Linked DNA regions of Homo sapiens: region 2 is linked to region 1. The links are chromatin loops, found by intact Hi-C in ENCODE. Cell type or tissue: Caco-2. All regions are shown on one strand. Links, peaks and the distances in the headings refer to the core of each region. The heading gives the core; the rest is flanking DNA. Region 1 has its middle 340 kb from the start of LINC00972. Region 2 has its middle 170 kb from the start of LINC00972.

Evidence for each region. Hi-C counts contacts between places; a loop is a spot of excess contacts. Peaks named below come from ENCODE experiments on the same cell type or tissue, not always from the same donor. Only the 100,000 strongest peaks of a DNase experiment are listed, where the experiment ranks them.
Region 2: a loop joins it to region 1, with 12 times the contacts of the local background. A loop is called at or near these places in 2 of 110 quality-filtered maps.

What each region holds. Positions count from the first base shown.
Region 1 is chr7:85,762,960-85,768,355 of GRCh38, reverse strand. No RefSeq gene overlaps it. Among named protein-coding and RNA genes, the nearest start is that of LINC00972, 340 kb to the right of the region's middle. In Caco-2, for the core only: no CTCF peak of the experiment used is centred there; a DNase peak (open chromatin) is centred at 2,475; H3K4me3 peaks cover 291 bases.
Region 2 is chr7:85,589,765-85,595,160 of GRCh38, reverse strand. No RefSeq gene overlaps it. Among named protein-coding and RNA genes, the nearest start is that of LINC00972, 170 kb to the right of the region's middle. In Caco-2, for the core only: no CTCF peak of the experiment used is centred there; a DNase peak (open chromatin) is centred at 3,230.

The DNA of each region.
Region 1 (5,396 bases), core at 219-5,218:
TACAGATTGGTTTGTGAGTATGCAAAGAAAGGCTAAAGCAAAGGCACCACTCAAAGGTGGGTGCAGTAGTATAGAAAAACAATTAGTAAAGCGTAGGTATATGCAAAATAGGTGAAGGGTGAGAATCAATCAGAGAAAAGCATGCCAAATGGGAAGACAGGTTCTTAATCTGGTCTGTGGATTTGACTTGTAGCTTGGCTTTCAGGCTTGTCTTCAGCTTATAGGTGGGATTTCACCCTATCTGCCTAGGGATTTGTCTGCCTCCTGCTATCAGTATTCCAGTTCTGGGTATGATAGAGTAAGCACACTCAACCCTGTCATTCTGACTCAATGAAGCTAAAAATCCTAAACATAAAAAATATATGTGGGCTCCAAAAAGTAAATAGCAGAGTATCTGGGGTGGAAAACCACAGTTGGAGGTAACACTAAATCAATAGTGAAGTCACCTATATATTTTTTTCTCCAGGATTTGTTGGCCTGGAATCAAGGAAGCCTACAATGGAAGGGGGCATTGGCACATGTAGAGCATGCTTCAGGAGTTGCTGTCTAGTTCAGGCCTGAGGAGAGATAAAGAGGTTTCCTAGAAGCCATAACAAGGCAGCAGGAACTGTGGGAGGTGGACATTCTTCTGATTGGAGAAGCTATAATCTTAAGTATTTATGGTAATGTTCTGTTAATCTTTTCTATTTCTGTCCACCTGACATTGGCCGTAAATGCAGGCAAAATGACAAGGAATGTACAGCAGTACACAGTGTATAAAATCCCAGCATTCTGGATAGAAGATTATAAAGGTGACTTTCCGGACATTAGAAGGTAGTAAGGATATCACAGAGAGAAAGGAACTTGAGAAAACCAATCTATAAAAATAGTTTAAAAGTCCTGGGATTACCCCCTCTTGGCCCCAAGGTATGCACACATGTCTTAAACAGCAAACCAAAAGCCTTGAGAATTAAATTAAGAGACAGATAATCACCCAGTTCCCAGACAATTCCAGCGTCTAGCACACACTGGAAATAGAAAACAAAATTATACTGAAAACACAATTCAGATAGTTGGTTGGAAATTGTGCCATAAATCCAGCCAAAGTTATTGTCTATAAAGAAAAGGTTAAAAATCCACTGATTTTTTAAGAAGAGGTAAGTCTCATAACACAATATTCAAAACTTTCAAGATACATTAAAAATTATTCATTATACAAAAAACAAGGAAAATATCAACAAAGATATGATATAATAATCAATGTATATCAATGATGAGATGGCACACATGTTGGAACTATCTGACAAGATTCTAAAATAGCTATTAAAAACATTCCAACAAATAATAAAAGTGGACATTCTTGAAAGGAGTGGAAAACTAGAAAATCTCGGCAAATTAATAGAATATATAAATAAGGATCAAATGGAAATCTCATAACTGAAAAATATAATAAGATACATTTTGAAAACCCCTACTGGATAGGCTTAGATTAAGCCATAATGGAATTGACATAGAAAAGAGAAAGTGAACTTGATGTAGATGAATAGAAATTATCCAAGCAGAAATAAAGTATATTAGGAACAAATGCTCAGTGCCTAGGGAGCATGTGAAATAATATTAAATAGATTCAGAAGAAGACAATGAAAAGTATAGTGCAAGAAAAATATTTGAAGAAATATTGACTGAGTACTTTTTCAATTTTTTGAAAGAAATAAATCTACAGATTCAAGAAACTCATCAAACTTCAAAGAGAATAAACCTTAAGAAATCTGCATTTACACCAATTGTAATAAAAGTACTGGAAGTTAAAGACAAAAAATATTTCAAATTAGCCAGAATAAGTAACATGTTGATTGTAGGAGAATAATAATTTGAAGGTTGACAAACGTGACCTCAGAAATAATTTATAAAAGAATTAATGAAACAAAATTTTTAAAGTGTTAAATAAATAAACTTTTAGTCTGTAATTCTATATCCAGTGAAAATATTCTTTAGGAGTGAAGGAGAAATAAACACATTTTCAGATAAAATAAAACCAAGACAAGTTGTTACCATTAGACCTGCACCAAAAGACCTACTAAAAGAAGCTTTTCCATCGGAAGGATACCAGAAATAAATTTGGAATATCACGGATGAAGGAGCATCAGCAGCAGAAATAATAAGTGAGGCAGCACTCCTTTCCTGGGGGCACTAGCTGCCGGGGGGATTGTTCCTGCAAACCCCTGATTCCGCGATGGATGAGTAAAACATACACTGACACACACATATTCTGCTCTGCCAGTCCAGCTGAGGGTCTGAGCCGCTTACAGGCTCCAAGCTGAGTTCTGTAAACAGTTGCAACTCAGCCCGGATCAGATAGTCAGGCTTGCACTTATTCAGTAAGACTAATTAACAAAAGTTGTGAGTAAACACCACTAGAACATAAAGATTAAAGGCCAGGTTCCCAGGCCTAAAGCAAACACCATTTGTGGGTAATAAACTTCTAGGGACCCCTGACCCCTCCCCGCAGTAGGAGGCAGTAAAGTACCTGCGGTAGGACAAAGGTTAGTCTTAAGCCCATATAAGTAAACAGGTTAGTAAGATAAACTTCCCTTTGTTTACTACTCTAATCTATTTAGCTAAAGGTAATGGGACCAGGCCGGTCTATTACCGAAGTCATGTGAAAACCCTCAGGTCTTCCAAAAGGGTTTTGTGGCTATCATAACTAATATTTTTTCCACCAGCCTGATCGAACCCCAGCATCTTCCCCTTTTTTATTTTCAACATTAAGTTTTTTTTGTTTTGTTTTTTGTTTTTTTTACTGGGGAGCGCAGGTTTGTTAGCCATGGGTTTGTCAGTTAAGGCGGGGCGGGGGGGGTCCCTGCTCTTATTCCAGCTTTGCATCCTAGGATTAGCAAATAACATAAAACAACCATAAGCACAATTAGCAACATTACTTTCCAGTCAAAGAGTGACCACCAGGAGCGAATGTCTAACAAGGAGAGATGATCTTGTACACCCTTCCATATGGCTGTTTGTTGGGTGTGCAGATATATGGTGTGAAGGGATTCTAAAATTTTAATTTTAAGTTGCTTCACCTCTGCTGTTAAATTGTTATGAAAGGTTCTCCAGAGGTGTTGTTTCACGTCATCTCAGCTATGTATTGATTGATTCCATGGTAGAGAAGTGATACACATATGTTTATGTTCCCAGTCACAGTTTAATTGTTGACGGAATGCTACTGTATCTTGTCACTCTCCCACATATTCTAAAGCAGCCTCAAGGGCTTGCAGATGTGCAAGAATTTTTTGATCTATACCTTGCTGTAAGAGAAGTTCACTAGACACATTTTTGGCCAGATTATCTACAAAAGCAGCTGTTTGTGCTGATTCAGTAATAGATGCAACAGCAACCCAAGCAGTTGACAGGATGACTATGGCTGAGACTATAAAGGCCATAATAGTAAATATGAATCTTTTGTGTCTGACCTGGGACAGGGCACGTTCTAAGGTGGCAAAGGCAGAGGAACCTTGCCAATCACTTGTCAAATTGACTGGTAGAAATGCCTCAGGTTGTCTCCTTAATACCATGACACTAGTAATTTTTTAATTAGATATATTGTGATTAGTGAGTGATACATGAGGCAAACCAAGCCTGTCCCTGCACCTGGGTTGTAAACGTGAGTTTCGGGGTGTAATGGAAATGTTAGTTCCCATAAGGAAAACATATGGATGGGTAGTGAAAACCAGGCCCTGATCAGTGTGATTATGAATAAAGGTTATACCATAGTTGTGACTGGAATTATGATATGTCTCATGCCAGGTGTTAAGGGAGGTGTTAAGATGTTCCAGCTTCATGTGGGGTGGGGGGAGGGGGGAGGGATAGCATTAGGAGATATACCTAATGTTAAATGAAGAGTTAATGGGTGCAGCACACCAACATGGCACATGTATACATATGTAACTAACCTGCACATTGTGTACATGTACCCTGAAACTTAAAGTATAATAAAAAAGAAAGTTTTTTGACGTTTAATTAAAGTTTTATTTTCTTTTGCAAGTTTATATATGTTACTATATACACATAATGAAAGTTATTGAAGCAGTTGCCTGCTGTAGATCTTTTCTGTTTGTTTTCTTGGGCAAAACAAATACCTCATGACTCTCTGAGCCAACCTCAGAAGGAGAACCCTGTAGGGAAGTCATGAAGTAAAAGCATATCTTCTCAGCCAAGGAAGGCCACAGGAAATCCTTGACAAGCACTGTCCATAAAAAATAAGAATGCAGATGCTCCTCAACATACGATGGGGCTATGTCCCAGTAAACCCTTGTATGTCAAGGAATGTACTAAGTATTACTTTTGCACCATCATAAGGTCAAAAAATCAAAAAAAGCTCAGGGACTATGTGCGTATACATTTTAAAAGATGATTGATAGGATAAACAATGATGAGAGGCCCAGTGGAATTTTGTCATTAAACCAAAAGCATTATCTCCCTCAGAAGAGAAGTTTAAGATACTTATTATTATTAATGCTAAGTGGGAGAGGAATAGCACAATCCCCAAGTGGCACACAAGGTGTTAAAAAGAAATACTATCAACTCATCAACTCTCATCCACATAACTGAGAAGGTGCCCTGTTATTCTTCCATAATGAGTATGTTTGTGATATGATATATATATAAATAATATATATATTTAATAAATTTTTGATTGAACAAGTCAATTAATTTTTAAAGATATATAAAATATATATACATATATATCTTTCTGGACCATTTGATTCTCATTTTAAAGTGATTTTGCCTTCTCCTTTTATGATGAGCTTTGCATGTATATTATAGGAAAAGGGCTTATATAACTTAATCATTTGAGTTCTTGCAATTAACAAAACCATTTGATAAATATAGATTATTCTAACTCGAACTAAGATAAATCTTTGCAGACATTCAGGAACTTCTGGGCTTTAATATAAATGGGACTATTTAATGAGCATTAGAAAATCAAAACATTTCTCAGGCCTGCTGGATTACAGAGCATCCCAATATTAAAACCAGTTTATTTTCCAGTTGGAAAAATTAAACATAAAGTTCCGTGTTTGGATGGCTGGACTGGAAGTATGCACCTGGCCCATTAAAAATAGATTAAATTCTAATGTTTTATAGCACTATAGGGTGACTATAGTTAAAAATAATTTATTGTATATTTTTAAATAATTAGGAGGGAGAATTTTGAATGTTCCCAATACAAATAAATGAAAAATATTTGAGGTGATAGATATAATTTTACTGGTTTGATTGCTACATGTCATATACATGCATCAAAATAACGCTCTGCTCTCCATGAATATGTGCAATTATTATGTATCTAACTAAAAATAAAATTTAAAAAATCAGTTTACAAAAAGTCATGCATTTCTAATATCTGCTTTTAGACTTCT
Region 2 (5,396 bases), core at 277-5,276, 170 kb after region 1:
AGTTTTGTTTTTTTTTTTCTGGGTTTCTGAATGTTAAATCAGAAGCTGCTGGCATAAAATAGTTTATTCAACATTTTTGTGTCATTCTATGAAAATGAATTAAACTAAAAAGTTAAAGATAAAAATATGCATTTAACATAAGTTTCAACAGGTGCATAATCATATAAGAAAATATTTAAATTGTTCCAACCTCACTGAAATATTGTAACAAAGAGCAAAATTATAAAATAGTATATTATCCTATTAAGATAGCTTAGATTAAAATCTACAATATGCTTGGGCAAAAGGATATAGATTTTTCGATTTTACATGAAATAAACCATAGTTATCTTTATTTAATATTTAGTTATATAAAATTGGAAAAATAGTGATTGATTTTTTTTTTACTCAAACATTGTCTATTTAACAGTTTCTACTTTAACTTTTTTCTTGATTCTTATATTAATTGGGAGATACAGAATAGCTTTTAAATCTGTTATGTCTACACAATGCTCAAATGATTAGTTTGAGTATTTTTATTAATTAATGTTTTTCAGTAGTGAAAAATAAATGGGTAGATCAATTAAACAGTCAGTGCAGCTGGAACATTCCAAGAGCCATACAATAACATTGTGTAAATTTTACTGCACTCACAGAGTTACCTAAGTTGTAAGTAAATATTTCAGTGAATTTCTACTTCAATAGTTCTTTTCTTTTAACATAAGAAAACCTCTATGTTCTGCTTTGTTTTTCATTAAATGACAATATATTTTTAAAAGCATTTTATCTTCTGAGTATTTTAGGTTTTGATTCTCAAAACAACTTACTGGAATAAATGTTGTAAACTTATATCCATTATTTGCTAATGTTCCATATTGGAAAATAAAATTATCAGATTAAAAAATAATTGTTTAAGCATCTGTATTTGCATGTATGTATTTGCATGTCTGTATTTGTGAGTCCTGTGGAAAGAAAAAAAAACTACTTTGTACCAGGGCTTCAGTTTTTATTTAATGTAAAGAAAGAATTGGTAGGTCTTAATTGTCATTACTTAATATCTGACTATTAAAAAACTGTTCAGTATAACAATGAAGTTGATGTTCTTTTTCTTCTGCGAGATAAATAAGCTGTAATTTTAAGTTCATTTGTAGAAATATAAAGCTTTTAAAAGTGCAGCTTTTGCTTTCATAGCTTAACAATTTTCCCCAGTTTTACCTTTGAATGTATACTTGTACTCTAAATCTTTGTTACAATGCCTGTCACCCGCCCCCCGCCCCCCCACTTCACTGTGCTGGTTATAAAGTTATTATTTTGCAGCTTCCTTCTGTACTTTGCTGTGTGAGGCTGAGTGTGGGACTCTGAGAAACACATTTTTCAATTACCAGGTGGCTCCATGTTAGGTTTTACTAGAGGGAGATGGGAAATCTGGGAGAGAAAAGGGATTTTACTCCTGTTGTTTGCTTCCCGATCCCATCAGCGTTGCTTCAGCAATAGTTCTTTACCCTTTTCTGGTTCTTTACTTTAGTGTCACACTCCCAGAACTAGCCTCATTGAGTCCCTTTGGAAATACAGCAACAATTGGCTGGCTCCCTGGCCACAGAGTTCTGTCTCAATCGCACAGGGGCTCTCATCTGAGCTCTTGAAGCACAAGCACCAGCTGAGTAGTGTTCTCCTCTCAAGCATCTGGGCCCCAGCACCACAGACAAGGCCTCTCCTTCAAGTTCTAGTCTGCAGTCCAAATTCCACCATTTCCCTTTGTTTTCCCAGCCCTTGTAGTGGTAACTGTTTTCTTCATTTGCTATATCTGTGATACCTCAATATTCTCCATTTGCCTTTTTAGTTGTCTAATACCTGAAAACTATTTTTATATTTAATTTTTTCTCTATTAAATTATCTAGTGTGTGTTTTCCTGGCCAGAATCCTGACTGACATCCTCACTACTCATCCTCACCCATCATTTAGTGATCTTTCTTAAGCATAAGGCAATGTAAAAGGTTAAATCTAATGTAAAGTATACCTCAATAGTTTTATGAAAGTCACTTTCGAAAGTCATTTAATTGAAAGTCTGCGTTGATGTGTTATTTCAGTTTGACTACATCATACCTAATTGTGAATCAAGTAATTACAAAAATATAGAGCTGGAATACATGTTAAACATCATCTGGCCCCGTGCTAATATGGAAAAGCACCTGGAAGTCATAGTGTTCTTTGGAGATTTTCATAGCCATAACAACAGACCATGAAATACTGATATATTTAATTATCTCATATGAAGTGGAAACACTTTTACCAGCAGAAATATGACTCTATTATAACTCTGCAAAAGGAATTATATCCTACGGTACAAAAAAGGCAAGATGGTGGTGTAGGATGATTCACCACTTCCAATTACTTCCATTAATACTACTTAAAAACTGATTCATATGTGCTGTAGTTTGCTGGTGTTTATTAACTGGTAAGTAGTAACAAAAGTCTAAGAACCATGACTGAGAAAAAATCCTATATCCAGGATGTCAAGAACCCATTCCAGACTTAAACCATTCCCACAGTTAGTTTCCCCCTTTTCTTTATACTTTTGACCTTTTGAAGGTATCTTTTAAAATTGCACATATTTACATACCTGTTAAAATCCCACAAACTTTGAGTTCTTCAAGGGCAGAAGTGGATTTTTTTTCTCTCTCAGTATCTCTAGTGCCAAGAAAAACATTGAAAAACAGAAAAATATTAGCAATATTATCTGAATTAAAATATTTTCTGGATGTTAGGCCCCTTCAGAATAAGTCATTCACATTATATTTTTACTCATGAGCCATTATCAGCATGTGTCATCATGCCTAACATAGATTCAAGTAAAATGTCTGTTTTCCCTTTTTGTTACAACAGAAACAATATTAAGCACGGGGAAAAGCCTGTCTATCTTAAGGTTTCTATCTCTTCCTCAAATATAGACATTTGAAGCTGTCCGGTTTATTCACCTTCTCCACAATGAGATATAGAAGATTGAGGATTGTCTTTGATGTGGTTACTTTCAAAACCATGAACCCAGGAACACTGCCAGTTTAAACATTTTATCTGTTGCTATACAATAAAAGCAAATTTACTTTACTCAGTTAAAGGGGTATCAGGATTCAGATATCAGAAAGAAGAGAAACAAGAATCACTAAGGCTATTTGCTTACAAGGCAAATGTGACTAACCACTCAACAGTGACTGGCAGTCAGTAATGGAAAGAGCTTTCCTTCTCTCTCCTAATTCATGGGTGGTTAGATCCTCGCTTCTTTTTTTTTTTTTTTTTTTTTTTTTTTTGAGACGGAATCTCGCTCTGTCGCCCAAGCTGGACTGCAGTGGCACCATCTCTGCTCACTGCAAGCTCCGCCTCCCTGGTTCATGCCATTCTCCTGCCTCAGCCTTCCGAGTAGCTGGGACTACAGGCGCCTGCTAGCACGCCCGGCTAATTTTTATTTTTTATTTTTTGTCTTTTTAGTAGAGACGGGGTTTCACCGTGTTAGCCAGGATGGTCTCCATCTCCTGACCTTGTGATCCGCCCGCCTCGGCCTCCCAAAGTGCTGGGATTACAGGCGTGAGCCACCGCTCCCGGCCTAGATCCTTGCTTCTTTAAGAAGTTCAGAGACATAGATCCTTCCAACCTGGGAACTGATGAACAGGGAAATCTTTTACTTGCCCTACCCAACCACGAGGCTCTGATGTGCTTGTTTAGTGATGAAATTCATTTTCTTTAAGCCAACTTCTCTTCACTTCTCTGTCTAGACTAAGTATATATCTTAAGTTTCAAATGCTGACATTTTTTGTGACTTAAAATATATATTCAGCAATTCATTATTATCCAGTGTACCAAGACGTATTCCTATTATGATGAACTTTTATTACTAAAAATAGACTCTTCTTGAGTAAACATTAATGTATTAATATTAACATTGCTCATTTGCTTTTATAAACTACCAATATACTTATAATAGCTTTTAAACAGCACATTGAATCATTTAGTAAAGTTGATATTGGATATGAGTTTGGTGTCTAGATATTAGTAGAATAAGGAGTAAGCCATCATGCTTAAAAGAGAGAAGCCAGCCAGATTTCTGAGTCTGAGGTAATATCTGAACTTCATATTTTTATAATGACATCAGCAGATATTGAAACATGAAAAGTGTATGCATATGAAGTAACTTTGCTGTGAACTCCTATAGGCAGAGATTATATATCTTATTCTCAGTGTTATTCCACCACATTCATAAGCCCCAAGCATAGTGACTTATACACAGCAGTTCTCCACCAATAATAATACTTTAGTTTAAATAAGATAAGGCATATTGTCATAATCTGAATGGGAGGAAAAAATGATCTCACCTAAAATCAGATGAAAGAAAGACTGAATATTTTCATTTAGGATGAGTATATGTGTGTTTATAGTGGTGAAGAGCAATAATTTGAAAACCATGCTAAAATCATGCTTACCTCAACAAAATTAAATTTTTGTGTTTGCCAAACATAAGAAGGCCTGAAGAATAAATTATGGGTTTTTAATTTCCTTTTGTTGGGGAGGGGGATTTAAAGAGCTAGGCAATAGTATGCAGGGGAAGCTGTCTCAAAGCTCATTCAGCAACTCTGTGATCAATTCTGGTCATCTCTGATTGCAGTACAACACGAATGGAAATGCTGCTCATGGGCTTGTCAAGGCTATTGTGGGTATACGTTTGCCGCGTAGGATACCTTGTCATATAGCAAGTTGTTCATTTTAGATGATACATATGCTAAATTAAATCAAGATGTTTCTTACCAGCAAGCACAAAACAACACTTGACAGATTTCCAAATTCAGGTGCTTATAAAAACAAATCTGAGAGGCAACATTAATTTTAAACCCTACTGAGTTACATGCGGCACTTGCAAATTATGGAAATACTTTAAGCTTTATAGCCTTACAAAATGGAAAGTGATCGGGTCTTTGGGCATGGGTTCTTAAGAGGATTTTCCAAATAGTTCTACACTGGAAAATAGAATCCATGTGCTCCTGTTTACCTGAATATGTTCCAAACAAAATCTCAATGTTTATATAAAAAATTCAAAATACAGTGATTTAATGTCTAGCCAACACAAATAACATCTGTGGTAAGACTGCCTATTTATATTCAATTTACACAAAATCATTAAAAATAAAATAGTGAATTAATCTCATCATTTCATAATATGCCAATATGTGAGAAAATTTTGATTGTTATTAAAAGACCTAGAAGTTATTGTTGTTTAGAATCCAAAATTTAATTCTGAAAATGGCAAAAAGGCAAAAATGCCCTGAGTGTTTTTTTAACTGAAAATAGAATGAAGATATTAAATATAAAGAAACTTGTGAATTCAAAAGTAGAAGACGTAGTTTCTAAATCCGAGTCTTGCATTAAGTCAG